2 separate regions of the Homo sapiens genome follow, and region 1 is linked to region 2. Evidence: read pairs that join two places in POLR2A ChIA-PET (ENCODE). Cell type or tissue: OCI-LY7. All regions are shown on one strand. Each heading gives the region's core, and the rest is flanking DNA. Links, peaks and the distances in the headings are about the cores only.

Region 1 (7,879 bases), core at 1,377-6,376, 260 kb after region 2:
CTGAGCGGGCGCGGTGGCTCAAGCCTGTGGTCTCAGCTACTCAGGAGGCTGAGGCAGGAGGATCCCTTGAGCCCAGGAGTCCAAGACCAGCATGGGCAACATAGTGAGGCCCTCGTCTCTATAAAATAATTTAAAAATTAGCCGGGCATGGTGTGTGCCTGTAGTCCTGTTGTACCTAGGCGAGTTAAGGAAACGCTACACTTTGAGACGAATTAAGAGTCCTTTATTAAGCCGGTGGCCAAAGAGACAGCTAATGCTCAAAATTCTCTCGGCCACGAGTAACGAGCTCGATTAACTTTTATACTTAGGTTTAGGAAGGGGAGGGGGACTCAAATGTAATAATTCTACAGAAGTAAAAACATGCAAGAATCAAAAGAAGCAAAATAGTTACAGAGAGATAAACAACTTGAAAGACAAATAGTTACAAGAAGAGCAACGGTACCAGGTGCAAGGTTCTAAATCTTTCATTATAATTAGATATAAGGTCTATGCCGGACACGAACTCAAGGTTTTATGTTGTTATCTCTTAGAGAAAAATCCTAAGAACTTCATACATTGTTGGTGTTAGTACCTTATCAGTTAATTGGGCTCTTTTGAAATGCTGAGGATCTGTTTACCCAGGCCAACTCCTTACGGAAGGGGGTTAGGTGAGGAGCCTTTAGTGTCTTGTAAATTAAAAGGTCAATTGGAGTTTGTCCAGCCTTCCCAGCTAGAGAGAGTCTTATTTACATGAGAAGCAAGGCTAGGTGATTAAAGAGACAAGCAGGACAAAATTCAAAGTAACAAGTTAGAGTAAAAAGGTTAGGCGTTTCAGTCCCAGCTATTCGGGAGGCTGAGGTGGGAGGATCCGTTGAGCCCAGGGGTTCCAGGCAACGGTGAGCCATGATTGCACCACTGCCTGGGCCACAGGGAGAAACAGCCACTCTAAAACAAAAAACCACCTCAAGGAAGGGAAGGAGAGTCTGCAGGATTCGGCCCATGGGAGAAGATGTGGTCAGCCAAGCCCCCCCTTGGGAGCATGTTCCTTACTTTTATTATAGATTCACTTCCACCGAGTGGATGTGAATTCTTACCACCTACAAAGTACGACGTTGCCAACACTGATCAAGAGCACAATGGACATTCTCAACGTTCCGCTATTGGTCACCTGAGGGATAATGACTGCGACAGAGGACTTGATTTCAACTTCAGCACCCTTCTGCCTGCCATACGCTGCTTTTTGAGGGACCCTAGGATGTTTCTGGGAAGATGAGCCAATGTTGAGTAGGGGCCTTTCAAAATTTCCTGAAGGCCTGGATGTCCACATCTTCATCGACCTCAGCATCCTCACTTGCCTAAAACAGAAAAGGGCGCCAAGTCAGTTATTTTCTTTGGCAGGAAAAGGTGCCTTTCTTACCCATTCTCCATGCTCCACAGTTTCAAATGGGACCTTCTCATCAAAACCCGAATTTTCTAGTGCGCAGATCCCAGATGCTGTCAGAAAGAGGGGGTTGAACAGCCTGGAGGTGTTCCTCTAGGGGAGTCTTCATCATGGCCTGTTAACAAGGTGTGTCCACTGTGAGAGAAGGCTCATGTGCCCAGGAGAGCACCTCACCACCACCTTGGGGACTATGTTTAAGTGAGGTTGTTCCCAGCATCCTATATATAATTTTCTTGGCCGGGTACAGTGGCTCATGCCTTTAATCCCAGCACTTTGGAAGTCCAAAATGGGAAGATCGCTTGAGCCTAGGAGTTCAAGACCAGCCTGGGTAACATAGTGAGACTCCTATCTCTACAAAAAACACAAACAAAATTAGCTGGGTCTCATGTCATGCGCCTGTAGTCCCAGCTACTCGGGAGGCTGAGGTGGGAGGATCTCCTGAGCCTGGGAGGGCGAGGCTGTTGTGCACCGAGATGGCGTCACTGCACTCCAGCCTGGGTGACAGAGTGAGACCGTGTCTCTAAATAAGTAAATAATTCTCCTGAGTTATCACCTACATCCCAGGCTGGGTGTGGTGATGGTCTTCCTGGGGACTCTCTTCCCAGGACGGAAGGTGGCGTGTGCAAGGGGGCCACCGTGGGCGTGCTGCTGGACCTGAATAAGCACACTCTCACCTTCTTCATCAACGGGCAGCAGCAGGGCCCCACAGCCTTCAGCCACGTGGACGGGGTCTTCATGCCAGCCCTCAGCCTCAACCGCAACGTGCAGGTACACACCTCCCCAGGGCCGGACCTGGTCTGGCTGCTCCCAACTGTTTGCCACAGGTCTCTGCAGTGCCCTTGGGCAGAGTGGGCCATAAAGAAGCTGACCACAGAGCCTTCCCAGACAGAGCTTATCAACTGGCCTGCCTTGGACATTTCCTGGAGGCGTTCCGTTCTAACCTGTTCACTTGGGACACCCAGGGGCCCTAAGGTGGCAGCTTCTGGAGACGCAGACCTCAGGACTGAGCTCAGTCCCTGGGGAGTGCTGGTAGCTCAGGAGGCCTGAAACAGAGAGAGACAAGAATGAGAGCCCAGGAGGGTGTGAGGAAGGGAGAAACACGGAGGTGCCATCCTTCGTCTTAGTAGAGTCCTCCTCCCCTTGGGATGGGGAGTTGGAGTGTGGGGAGCAAGGTCCTGTTTTGTGGCCCTGAATATTGAGGAGTCTACATCAATCACTGATTGATCGATTCGATCCTCTACTCATTTGCAAAAGGGATTTGTGGCAACCTAAAAGATAGGCTTATGGCCGGGCGCGGTGGCTTACGCCTGTAATCCCAGCACTTTGGGAGGCCAAGGCAGGCGGATCACGAGGTCAGGAGATCGAGACCATCCTGGCTAACACGGTGAAACCCTGTCTCTACTAAAAATACAAAAAAAAAATAGCTGGGCATGGTAGCGGGTGCCTGTAGTCCCAGCTACTCAGGAGGCTGAGGTAGGAGAATGGCATGAACCCGGGAGGCGGAGCTTCCAGTGAGCCGAGATCGCACCACTGCACTCCAGCCTGGGTGATAGAGCGAGACTTCATCTCAAAAAAAAAAAAAAAAAAAAAAAAGATAGGCTTAGGCTTGGCCTGACATGGTGGCTCACGCCTGTAACTCCAGTACTTTGGGAGGCCATGGCAGGAGAATCGCTTGAGCCCAGAAGTTTGAGACCAGCCTGGGGAATGAACAAGACACCATCTCTACCAATGAACAGATAAGCTTTTTTTAATCCAAAAAATAAGAGGTTGGCTATAATTCCTCACAGTTAATAGAATGGGTTTAATAGGAAAGGAAAGAAGGTCATGGCTAGAAAGTAGACACAAATATGTAACCACGGGAGCCAGTGCGTGAGAGCCGTGCTCCTGTGATGGCGTCTACTTTGCCCAGCTGTGGCAGCTCTGGCAAAATGAGGAACCAGTCAGCTGGGTGATTCTTATTATGAGGAAAGAGGTGCAAACCAACATAGCCTTTAATTAGGAATACTGGGGGACGTAATATTCAACAGTCCACAGCAGCCCTGAGCTATTGCATGGATGGCCCTGGAGCCAGCAGGGGATCCTGCCGGTGTCTGCGGTGCTGTCAGAGCCCTCAGGGTCCCTGCGGCAGCCTCTCCCACCCTCACTTGCCCTGTCTTCTTTTCCAGGTCACCCTGCACACAGGATTGGAAGTGCCGACTAACCTGGGGCGGCCAAAGCTGTCAGGCAATTAGCCCCGCTCCAGCTCGGCACTGTGCCTGTGACAGTGACATTCACAGGCAAAACGCCCACCATTCTCACTAAGCTCAAATAACCCACAAAAGCAGGATATGCAAATCATGGGTGCAACCTGGCAGCGTGGAGTGTCATAGAAACACATTTTCTTGGGGACGCAGGGAATGGGTCCACGGGCCATGCTCACAGCTGCCACTGTCAGTGGCAAAGGAAGGTACGTGTGTCACCCTTATTCCACCCAGACATTACGAACACTCCCCAAGAAGGACCTTTCTCAAGGGAGTCAGCATTCGGGCTTCATGTCTATGTTTCCTGCCATCTGTTTTCAAAGCTTGTCTTTTTTTGGAGGGAGAGGAAGGTAGACTTTGAGACTGGCCTCCTGAGAGCGGCAGTCAGGAGCTGCGCTGTAATCCCACGCCCCGGGTGTTGGCCCTCCGTGGGGACCTTGCCTCCTCAGAGTCCCGAGATTGCAGATTCTCATCATGCTGAGAAAGTTATCTTTTAGCTTCTTGGTCCTAGAGTCTTTAGTAGCACCTGCCACTTGCAGACCCAATGCAGGATTGATAGAAAGGGACATTAATCATTCATGCTTGACTTTTGCCTCTCTCACTGAAGTGTTAGAACCTTTTAAAATGGCTTCCTTTATTAATCAGCCAATTGTGTTCTCTCTCTCTCTTCCTCCATCCTTCATTTCTTCTCCCTCCCTCCTTCTCTTTCTCTCTTCTTCTCTCTCTCCTTCCTTCCCTCCTTTGCTCTCTCTTTCTTCCTTTCCTCCTTCTCTCTTACTTTCCTCCATCCCTGCCTCTTTCTTCCCTCTTTCGCTCTCTTTCCCTCCCTCCTTCTCTCTCTCTCTCACACACACACAGGCATGACAGTCTCCTAAAATTAATTCACTCAGTTCTTAGTTCTTAAATCCACGTGAAAACACAAGAATTTTAACAACTATGTCATAGGTCTTCGCCTGGTGATGGCTCCTTTCTGAAACTGGCAGCCCAAGAAGTTAACTGAAAATGCATCCAGATTGCTCTTCTGAGCTGAACCACTCTCAGACTCATAAGCATTTAAAATGGGAGACCCTGGGAAAGCCTGTTCTAGTCAGTCCACCCTATTGTCATTATGAAAGCATCATGAACACAAGTGGCCCCTGTGGCAGGCCGGGACGGCTCTGCCCTGATGCAGTGGGCGGGATCTCTGGGGAAGGCAGGAAATAGAAGGGCAGTATCAGGTACCTTGTCTCCCAGCTTCCCACTGTGAGACTGGGTGTGCCGAGTCTGACCTGCCAGGGCAGGACTCTGGAAACACCAGGCTTCTCCCTTGAGATCCACATTGATTCATCCACACCTCTCAGAGACAGCTCATGGCAGGGGTTTTGAGCCTGCCAGGCTCTTGTTCCCAGGGAACCCTTCCTCTCCTCCCTCCTCTCATCTTCCCAGTCACCTGCCACCTCCAGCTCCACCTGGTAGTAACATTTCTCTCTCCTTTTAAAAAGAATATATTTTGTCAAGCATTTTATTTCTGAGGCTGAGAAGTGACTTGTCAATTTGCTGGACTGGATTTTTATAAAATTCGCCCATTCACCAGCACCAACTGTGCGTCCTTGGTTCTGCCTTCCTGTTCAGACACCGCGCCTGCTTTCTGAGTAACTGCCTGCCGGAGCCATGCAGGTACCCCCCCTCCACTCAGCAGGCCCGACAATCCTACCTCAAAGCTCATGCTCTTGGTCTGCAAGGCTGCTTGGTCCGCTGTCTCTGCAGATGTGGCCGGCAAGGCCAGCTGCCCCGTCTCCAGGAGCTGCTCGGTGCTGTGTTGCAGTCTCTGCTGCGGAGCCTGGGAGCTATCTGCTTCATGGAAGTCTAGGTCTTGCCTCTTCCTTGTCATCTCACCAAGCGGTTTCTGGGTCTCCTCCTCCCATCCCAGAGCCCTGTCCAGAGCTCTTGGTGGTGACACACAAGACCTGGGACCCTGTGTCCTTGCCCGCACCTCTGCCTCTGTCTCCCATATCCCTGCAGCTTCATCCTTAGCCATAGCTCTGGGTGGCCTTTGCTTGGAGCATGGAGACGATCCCTAAAGATTGAGGATGAAGAGGAGCCACCACTTTCCTGGGGCCAAGGAAGCCATCAGCTTTGGGAAGTGTCTAGCTCTCTTCTGAAAAAAAAACAGGCCTACACCCTGCCCCCAGAATGAGAGTGGGCTAGGCAGGGCTGCCTGGTGACAGCAGCTTCTCACAGGGGAGCCCTGGGGAAGGCTGTGGAGCCTCCACCATCACCACAGCCCAGGTCACCAGGTGGCCCCAGCTCTGCAGAAGAATCGCCCATCATTGGAGCACAAGTTGCCTGGGGCTACCCTGAACCTAACCCCTTTGAGGGAGCAGCATCCAGGTCAGGAGAGAAGTGGAAAGTGCAGGAGGGTAATGCCCTCAAATCCGGTGGCCTCTTTCAGAAAAAAGTTCCCTGAAGTCCAGAGAGGTGCAGCCAGGACTCCCTCCTCCCCACTGCCACCCTGAGCTTGGGGGCTGGGATTCTCCCTTTTCTGACTCCTCCAGGAGCCCAGAAGCAATACGGCCGATGCCAGGGACAGCATCCAGCTCTCCTTCACAGACACCTCTCCTGTCTTCAGCACAAAACACCTTCAATGTTCTGACTTCAAAGAGAACGACAGGTCCGTGCCACACACTTGTGTTTTTGAGGGATCAGAAAAGTGAAGAAGGAACTTATCAATTCCTCATGGCCAGGAAGGTCCCGGGTTTCAGAGTAGAAATGACAGACAGGTCATGGAATTCTCATCCACCATCGAATTCCATAACACGTTACATCATGGTGGCACATTTGTACATACATATAAATGATATCAAGATGAGGCTTTTGTTGGGCTGGCTGAGGAGTAACTTGGTGTAAATCTATCAAGCAGTTTCAGTGAAAAAGGAATTCAAAGTAGTTTAAAAATGTCGAGTTCCATTGCATTGTAAATAGTGCCTCTGTAATGTGGTTCTGCAGTTGTTCTTTGCTAGTGAGCAAGCTTGGTCAAAGTGTATGCCTTTTCCTTTTAAAATTAATCTCTTCCGAAAATATCCACTAGCACCTCACTGCATACATAGCATCCCAGCTCCTAATTCAAAGCAGGGGAAGGTATTTCCCCAAAGCCTGCTTTTCCTCTCTCTGTTCTCCTTGGGAAAATAATGATTCCAATTAAAGAGGACACCAGTAATACTGACCCACAAGGTAACTGACCTAAACACTATAAAACTGTATATATTTCCAGGCTGCATCTTCAGCCTGATATGTACTTTGTAGTTGCAACAGCGCCCTAGGTGCCCTATGGCCCACCAAGTTTGAGGAGGGTGGTGCTTTCCGGATTGAGCCTGGGCAGGCTCTGTGGAGCTCACCAAGAGAGCTGGGGGCAGGCCCACCCTCCTCTTTGCGCCCTTTCTCTCCCTCTTGGTGCCCCTGCCCTCCGCCCCACCACAGCACTCTCAGGAAAGGATCAGAATGCAGGATCTTTGTGTATTTCTTCCAGGGATATTTGCATTTAAGCCTTAATTCTCATTGCAAGCGAAAGGCTTGGTCCCCCTGGGAAGGCGGGTTTCGGCACCGGTGGGCAGGTGGTTCAGTGTCAAGGAGGCTGCTGCTGGTCCCATGGCCACCTGCTGGCTTTGAGGTAGTGAGGGAGGGTCAATCCTTAGGGGGAGTCAACATGTGAATGCTAAAGAACACTGCTGCACAGCCCGTGGGGTGGCGCCAGGGTTTCTCAACCTCTACTGACATTTTGCGATAGGTTCTGTATGCCGTAGGATGTTTAGCAACATCCCTGGTCTCTACCCATCATCTGCCAGTAGCAACCCCCAAGTTAGGTGTGACAACCAAAAGTATCTGTCGACATTGCTAGGTATCTCCTGGGGGCCTCCACAAGTTGAGAACCACCAGGTTATGCCAGTGGTTTGTCATGCATGGATCTGTAGAGGGACTGTGGCGCTCCGGCTGCTTTGTTCCATAGAAAGCCTGTATGTGACAAAGCTGCCAGCCTTTATCTTGATACCCAAGCCCAGGATTTTCCATGTGTCTTCAGGGGGCAGGTAGGGGAAAATGGGGTGAGCCACCTCCAACAGATGCCAACCTGTTGGGTCTTGAATTTTCACTCACTGAAGATGCCCCCTGCCCGCTCCCCACTTCCTAGAAAGCAAAACTCGTTACCTTTGTTTTCCTTGGCCACATTTTACTGGAAGCAACAGGA
Region 2 (7,879 bases), core at 1,020-6,019:
TCATAAATCAATAAAATAAAGTTCAAATTGAACACCATAATAATATAAGCACTTCTGGGGGCATTCTTCAAAATAAAAAGAGAGCCCTTTTGCCCTACTTTCTTTGGAAAGATAAATTAAGCCCAAATTCATGCTCAGAATGCTGACAATAGATACCGTTCAGTTAGCTAACCTCCAGGTAACGAGAGGATACCTTTAGTTTTGGTGGGGGTGGTGGAGGCAGTAATATTAGTAGTAAAAACAGCAGCAAGAATCACAGTGGCTACAGGCATTGCATTCTTAATATGTGCCAGGCACAGTAATATCCTTTACCAGTATTAACTCATTTGCTCCTCCACTGCAATGAGGTAGGTACAATTATTAACCCCATTTTGCAGACAAGGAAATAAAGTAGAAAGTGGTTAAACTAGCTGTCCAAGGACCATAAGCAGTGAGTGAGAGGAAGGCAGCAAGCTGCCTGGCTCCAGAGCCTAACCTCCCAGGCAGCCCGGTACGCTGAGAAAATTCAAGTCAGTTCCCAAACCACTGTGCACTGGAGGGATGGCCAAGGGGCTGAAATTCCTTAATGGTCAGATGAACATGGATAAAAACATAAACTTGTACTTTTTTGAATGCAGGAAGATGACGATTTGATCAGAAAGCCAAGATGTGAGCTCGGATTCTGGCTCTGCCACTCACCAGCCGTGTGATCGTGGGGACCTCAGTCACTTCTCATAACTGTCTGGTCTTGCTTAATAAGCCTGTAGAAAATTTTCTTAAAGTTTCCTTTCAAATCTAAATTTTTATTTCCTATTTATTATCCCATAATCAGTAAATATCTGTTGAATGAACAAATCAATCAATGAGCCATAAAAACAAATATGATTTTTAGAGATAAATTTTGTACTTTAGGAACATATTTAGATGGCTGTCCACATCTAAGTGATTGAATTCCACTTAAAATCAAATGCAGTTTTCAAATCCCTCCACCTAAAGCTCAACATTTTGTGAAAAAAACGCAGAAGTATCCATTCATAAAAGAATAATCATAACCCAAATCTTGTGCAAATACAAATATTAGGATCTAAATTTTGTTGTAGGAGTCTAAAGACTTAAAGGAAAAGCTGGTATAACTGGACTTCTCTCAGAAATCTCTACTCACCAGCAACCCCACATCTCCGAGCAATGTATATGTTCACAGATGTCATTTTTTTCAAGAAAAAATACTGGATACAAAAGATCATAGGCCAGCTCAGGGCCTACACTACCCCAGGGTCTACTAGGATTATTCTTGGAGAACAAAACAGACCTGGCATATCAGGCTCTGAACTCATTATTCAATAAATAAATACTACTCTAAGTAGAATCCAAGGACTTCAGAAAAGACCAGATCTGATGCCTTAAAGGGCAGTCCTCAAAGCCTCCTCAAAGAATATCACCATAAAGTAATTAGCATTTTCAAAATAGCACCCTGGGAGGCCAAGGCAGGAGGATTCCTAGAGCCCAAGAGTTTGATACCAGCCTGGGCAACATGGTGAGTACTGGTCTCTACAAAACAATTTTAAAAAATTAGCCAGGCACGGTGGTGTGCACCTGTAATCCTACCTACTCAGGAGTCCTAGGGAAGAAGATCATTCGAGCCTAGTTTAAGGCTGTAGTGAGCTATGATTGTGCCACTGCACTCCAGCCTGGGCCACAGAGCAAGACCCTGCACTAACAGGAAAGAAGCCAATATAAGGAGCACTTAGTCTTAATATCAAACGTGTATGACCATGGTAAGGATAAAATAATTATGCATAAATTAGATAGAGAAGAATTCCTGCAGGTGCTTTGGTGACTGGGCCCCATGCGAAAACATGTGCTTCAATAGTTTGCCCAGTTGCACTGCTCAGCCCTGTATTCAATTTTGTCTCCACTTCTTCAAATGTAAACTCACTAGACAGCGAGGGAAACACACCCAGTGCATATCTGACACTGACAAAACCAGCCTGTTTTAAAACATGCAATGAACACACCAAACTATGTGACTCGTGCAGGTACGAATGAATTCAATTTTTCTACACCCACATTCTTAGGCCCAAAAATAACTCACTAGCCTCATGAGTAAAATAACTTAAAGTTTAAGTTAAAATAACTTAAACATAGCTATTTCACTATACAGAAAAGTAGGTAGTCTGCTTTCACTTCTTCATTGCTCACATCTGATGACAGCACACAAATAACCTTTTACTGAATCGAAACAGCTCATAAGAGCTCATTACCATAATTATTAATTTCCATAGAAATGGAGAGCTGGAAAAGATTATTCCATCCAAACCTTTTTTTTTTCTCTTGACATATAATAAATGGAATGTCACAAGGGCTGAATGCTCCATGCAAGATCAAACAGCTCAAATTGGCAAAGCCAGTCTCTCTACTCCTTACCATCCTGTCTTCCTGCTATGCATCTAACCAAAACTTTGAGGCAAATATTACAGGAATATTACCAGATTCAAGTCTTACCTAACTCTTCATTTGTGCTGTCATTATCAGTGGCAAACGGGAATCTCTTCTGTTCTGCAATAGACTTGGCCTGGCTCTGGGAAAAAAAAAAAAAAAACCCATACATTTTAGCTATCACAAATGAAAGAAAACTTGTATTAAAATCTGTATTTTAAAAAATTAAAATTAAGGCTACATTTGATTTAAGTGGAAGCAAGAAAATGCCACTATTGTGGGAATGTTTTACACTTTATGGCTTTCAGTAGAACCTTGATGACGAGAGGGAAACTCTTATCAGCTCCTTCTAGTTTTGCTATGCAGCTGGGAGCTTCCACACCTGGAACCTGGTAAAGCTTCAAGATGTGGCAGATTTAACAATGCGTAAGGGTGTTACTGATGATATACAGCTGGGTGTGACCAGAACATGAGCCCTTCCTCTTTGTCAAATGTTTACAGACAAGTTCACAGATGCAAAAGATTTTTCTCCTTAATAAATTGCTTAGATAGACGGGGCATGGTGGCTCACGCCTTTAATTCCAGCACTTTGGGAGACCAAGGTAGGAAGATCACTTGAGCTCCGGAATTTCGAGATCAGCCTAGGCAACACAGTGAGACTTCATCTCTACTAAAGTTCAAAAAAATTAGCTGGACATGGTGATGTACACTGATAGCCCCAGCTACTTGGTTGGGGCTGAGGCAGGAGGATGGCTTGAGCCCGGGAGGTCGAGGCTGCAGGGAGCCCTGATTGTGCCACTGTACCCCCAGCCTGGGCAAAACAGTGAGACTCTGTCTCAAAAATAAATAAATAATTGCTTAGATGGCTTGATTGTGGCAACCATTTCACAACATATATGTATATAAAATCACATTGTACATTGTAAATATATAATTTTTATTTGTCAATTACACCTCAGTGAAGCTGGGAAAAAAAGCAAGTAAATTGCTTAGAGGCAAGAAAAAGAGTCTGTAAATATTGCTTTATTTCATATTTGAGGAGAGTCTACCATTTGCCAAGCCTTTCTGCAAAAAGATATAGGGACGAGGACAGAAATGAAATTCTACAAAAAGAAGAAATCATTTACTAAGCAACCTCAAGAGTACACTGAAGAATATATCTGATTTTAAGTTGTTTGTATTCACTAGAAAGTGGGCAGGAGAAGTACAGTACAAACAAATCAAATTCTTTTTTTTTTTTTGAGACAAAGTTTCTCTCTTTTTGCCCAGGCTTGAGTGCAATGGCACGATCTCGGCTCACCACAACCTCCGCCGCCTGGGTTCAAGCGATTCTCCTGCCTCAGCCTCCCAAGTAGCTGGGATTACAGGCATGCGCCACCACCCCTGCTAATTTTGTATTTTTTAGTAGAGACGGGGTTTCTCCATGTTGGTGAGGCTGGTCTTGAACTCCTGACCTCAGGTGATCCACCCGCCTTGGCCTCCCAAAGTGCTGGGATTACAGGCGTGAGCCACTGCACCCAGCCAAACAACAAATCAAATTCTTGATGAAAAAGACCCTTTCCTATTTCTAATACTGCATCTATAGTATCTCCTCTGGACAGAGTTGAGAAGCTATGCTCAAGTAAGTTTGAACACACAGCTCAACATCACTAGTAGACTAATTTCAATCCAACTTTCTCATCCCTGCTTACACTTCAGTTCCTGAAAGCTGTATTGCCTGATACCCCTAAATAAAGGGAGTTTATGTTGACCCTTTGCTATTCCTTCATATGATGTGTACAATCACACTTTTATGTTTATTTGCATAATGATTTGGTTGATGAGTATAAAAGTCATGGTGCAGAGACCAACGCTATCTGGCTTGCTGCTGTATTCCTAACACTCACCTAGTACAATGCCTGGTACATAATGCAGAGACCAACACTATCTGGCTTATTGCTGTATTCCTAATAATCACCTAGTGCAATGCCTGGCATGTAATAGGTGCCAAATAAATATCTGGAGAATGGATCAATAAATGAATAGTCTAAGTCCCATATTTCAACCTTGGGAAGAGGAAAGGCCAAGACTAACGAGCTTTCTCCCATAGGTCACTAGCTAGCACTAGCTTAAACTGGAAATGCAACTAGTAGAACATATTTTAACTACTCTCAGTAAGAAGACTTTCATAACTCTAAGAATCTAACTGCCTATACAAGATGGGATTATCCAACTTCTACTTAAACACTTTCAGAGATGACCAACTCACTGCTTTACAAGACAGCCCCTTCTGATTTTGGGCAAGTCTAATTCGAGAGTTTTCCATATATCAAGTTGATTACTATGCAGCGAGTTAGGTAAAAGCAGACGATCATTCTCTAGTTTGCAGTTTCAATCCATCTTCAGTAGTTCTCACATGAAAAGGCAAGGCTTTGTTTGAAAAAAAAAAAAAAGAGTATCTTAAAAGGAAATTTTAAACCGAAGATGCAAAGAGTATCTATGCAGATGTTGAAGGAAAAGGCCTGGAGAAAAAATACATTAAACTTGGACACGGAAAGAACAATCAGCTTCATAGAGTTAAGTGTGAACAAAAAGAAGACCCATCCCTCTTGAGGCAGCCAGGCTGGAGGAGGAGATGCACTAACATGGATAGGCAGACGCAAACATTAGCTACTGTCAAGTATTCACCCCTGAAATGGAGAGGTCCACGGTATAGTTTAGTTGGTACTGATAGAAAACATAGATACAAAAGATACCCACATATGCAAAGGTTGGAAAAATAAGAGTCTACTATACCTACAAATACACAAGGCTGCTAGAAATAAGGTTTAACTATAATGTCCCTTTATTTCTTGACACTTGCAAATTAAAAGTTCTATGTCCAGAATAATCAACCATCCAATTCATAAGTCATAATTCAATGTGGCAAAATACCAGACGACCTATCTTTATCCTATGCATGTAGACTCAACGAGGCCCAACTTCTAGTTGACAGAGGCGACTTCCACTTTTTGGAACTAGTATCACTGGGCTTCAGGTTACAAAAACAGAACACAGAGAGAAGATGCATACCAGAATCTTCTCAGTGTTGAGGGAAAGCAAGGAGTCACAGGGTGATGATCCCTTGGGTTCGCAGTCTGAGTCATGGAAGTTCAAAAAGGATGACTCTGAAAGGCAAGCATTCTTTGTTATTCTCTACACCTTAATTTATGCTCTTAGGTGCTTAACTATGAATTAGAATTTTTAGACTCCACAGAACCAAAATAAGAACAGGTGTGAATAACACTAAAAGTGGCAACCAGCTGGGCACAGTGCCTCACACCTGTAATCCCAGCAACTCAGGAGGCTCGCTTGAGGCAAGGAGTTCAAGACCAGCCTGGGCAACAGCAAACCAACCAGGCTGGGTCTCAAACAGTGAGACCCTGTCTCTAGAAAACAAAAAATAGAAGTAGCAACCTGTATCCTACCTTTATAATAGGGTAATGTTTTACGGTTTGCAAGTATCTTGCACAACCATTAGTGATGTTCCTCACCACCATTCTCAAATGAGCAAAGCCAGTGAGCTTCCTGGATGGTTAAATGAGGTTTAAATAGGTTGTAACTTATCTAAAGGCAACAGGGTAGAAAGAGTACTAGTACAATGCTTGTCTCAGGACACATGTGGAACTAATATTGTTGTTGAGATCCTTCAGTCGAACAATCTATGGGGCAGCATTTACCATAGATTAAAAAAAATCACAAAAGGAGAATAAGCCAAACCAGTGAGACTTAAATGTTAAAAGATACACCCTAGGCCAGGCGTGGTGGCTCACACCTGTAATCCCAGCACTTTGGGAGGTCAAGGTGGGCGGATCACCTAAGGTCACGAGTTCGAGACCAGCCTGGCCAACATGGCAAAACCCTGTGTCTACTAAAATACAAAAATTAGCCAGGCGTGGTGGCAGGTGCCTGTAATCCCAGCTACTTGGGAGGCTGAGGCAGGAGAATCGCTTGAACCCGGGAGGCAGAGGTTGCCGTGAGCCGAGACTGTGCCATTGCACTCCAGCCTGGGCAACAAGAGCAAAACTCTGACTCAAAAAAAAAAAAATGATACACACTATGAGTCCAGTATGCAAAATATATAAATAGCTCTTACAACCCAACTAAAACAACACAATTTTAAAAACAGGCAAAGGACCTGTATAGGCATTGAGCACATGAAAAGTTGCTCAACATCATTACTAATTACTACTTAGGGAAATGTAAATCAAACCACAATAAGGTACCTCTTCACACACACACACTAGGATGGCTATAACCAAAAAGCAGAAAACAACAAGCAGTAGCAAGAATGTAGAAAAATTGGAACCCTTGTGCATTGCTGGTGGGAGTGTAAAATGGTACACCAGTTATGGAAAATAGTTCCTTAAAAAGCGAATCAGAATTTCCATATGATGCAGCAATTCTTCTCCTAGGTATATACCCCCAAAATTGAAAAGGGACTCAAACAAGTATTGTATATACATGTTCATAGTAGCGCTAATCACAGTAGCCAAAAGGGAGAAATGGTCCAAGTGTCCATCAACAGATGAATGAATAAACAAATTTTGGTGTATACAGAGTAGAATACTATTCGACCATAAAAAAATGAACTACTGATACACACTGCAACGTGGAAGAACTTCCAAAACATTATGCTAAATGGAAGAAGCCAGACACAAAGGGTCACTTATCATATGACTCCATCTATATGAAATGTCCAGAATAGGTGAATCCATAGAGACAAAATGCAGATTGGTGATTGCCGGGGATAGGGGAAGGAGGGACTAGGGAGAAACTGCTTAATGAGTAAGGGGTTTTATTTTGGAGTGTTGAAAACAACTTGGGGTGGTTGCACATGGTGAATGCCACTGAACTGTTTGCTCTAAAATGGTTAATTTTATATTAAAACATTTCACCTTGATAGATTATTGCAAAAAAAGATATGTTCTAATTCAGCAGTCATTAAAGAGCATTAAATTATGTTCAAGGAACCATCTGAGGGAGAGAATAAATTATAATATCAAAATCAGTCTGTGTCCTCAAAGAACATATAATTTAGCTAAATTCTCACGTGTTGTATATCTTAACAATAAGAAACAAGACATGATATGGTGAAGAAGCCCTGGGGTGGTGAACCATTACTGAAGCTGCAATGTTAAATTTCACAAGGCATAAGCAGGGTTTAAAAGAATGGATGGAGGCTGGGTGCGGTGACTCACACCTGCAATCCCAGGACTTTGGGAGGCTGAGGCAGGCCAATCCCTTGAGCCCAGGAGTTTGAGACCAACCTGGGCATCGTGGCAAAACACCATCTCTACAAAAGAAAAAATTAGCTGGGTGTGGTAGTACATGCCTGTAGTCCCAGCTACCCAGAGGCTAAGGTGGGAAGATCACCTGAGTCCAGGAGGTGGAAGCTGCAGTGAACCATGATCATACCACTGCACTCCAGTCTGGATGACAGAGT

What was found. Peaks named below come from ENCODE experiments on the same cell type or tissue, not always from the same donor. Only the 100,000 strongest peaks of a DNase experiment are listed, where the experiment ranks them.
Region 1: POLR2A ChIA-PET joins it to region 2 with 11 read pairs; 2 of 35 experiments call an interaction of 5 or more read pairs at or near these places.

Annotation. Positions count from the first base shown.
Region 1 is chr1:231,211,790-231,219,668 of GRCh38, forward strand. TRIM67 (tripartite motif containing 67) reads left to right here. Exons shown (of 10, transcript NM_001004342.5): 9 at 2,026-2,188; 10 at 3,586-7,879. The coding sequence ends at 3,651. Among named protein-coding and RNA genes, the nearest start is that of FSAF1, 25 kb to the right of the region's middle. RefSeq lists enhancers at 77-136, 3,172-3,673, 3,587-3,696, 5,388-5,887 and a silencer at 4,797-4,856. In OCI-LY7, for the core only: no CTCF peak of the experiment used is centred there; DNase peaks (open chromatin) are centred at 3,352 and 3,752; H3K4me3 peaks cover 1,188 bases; H3K27ac peaks cover 779 bases.
Region 2 is chr1:230,955,743-230,963,621 of GRCh38, forward strand. TTC13 (tetratricopeptide repeat domain 13) reads right to left here. Exons shown (of 23, transcript NM_024525.5): 2 at 5,467-5,561; 3 at 2,482-2,557. Among named protein-coding and RNA genes, the nearest start is that of TTC13, 19 kb to the right of the region's middle. In OCI-LY7, for the core only: no CTCF peak of the experiment used is centred there; no DNase peak of the experiment used is centred there.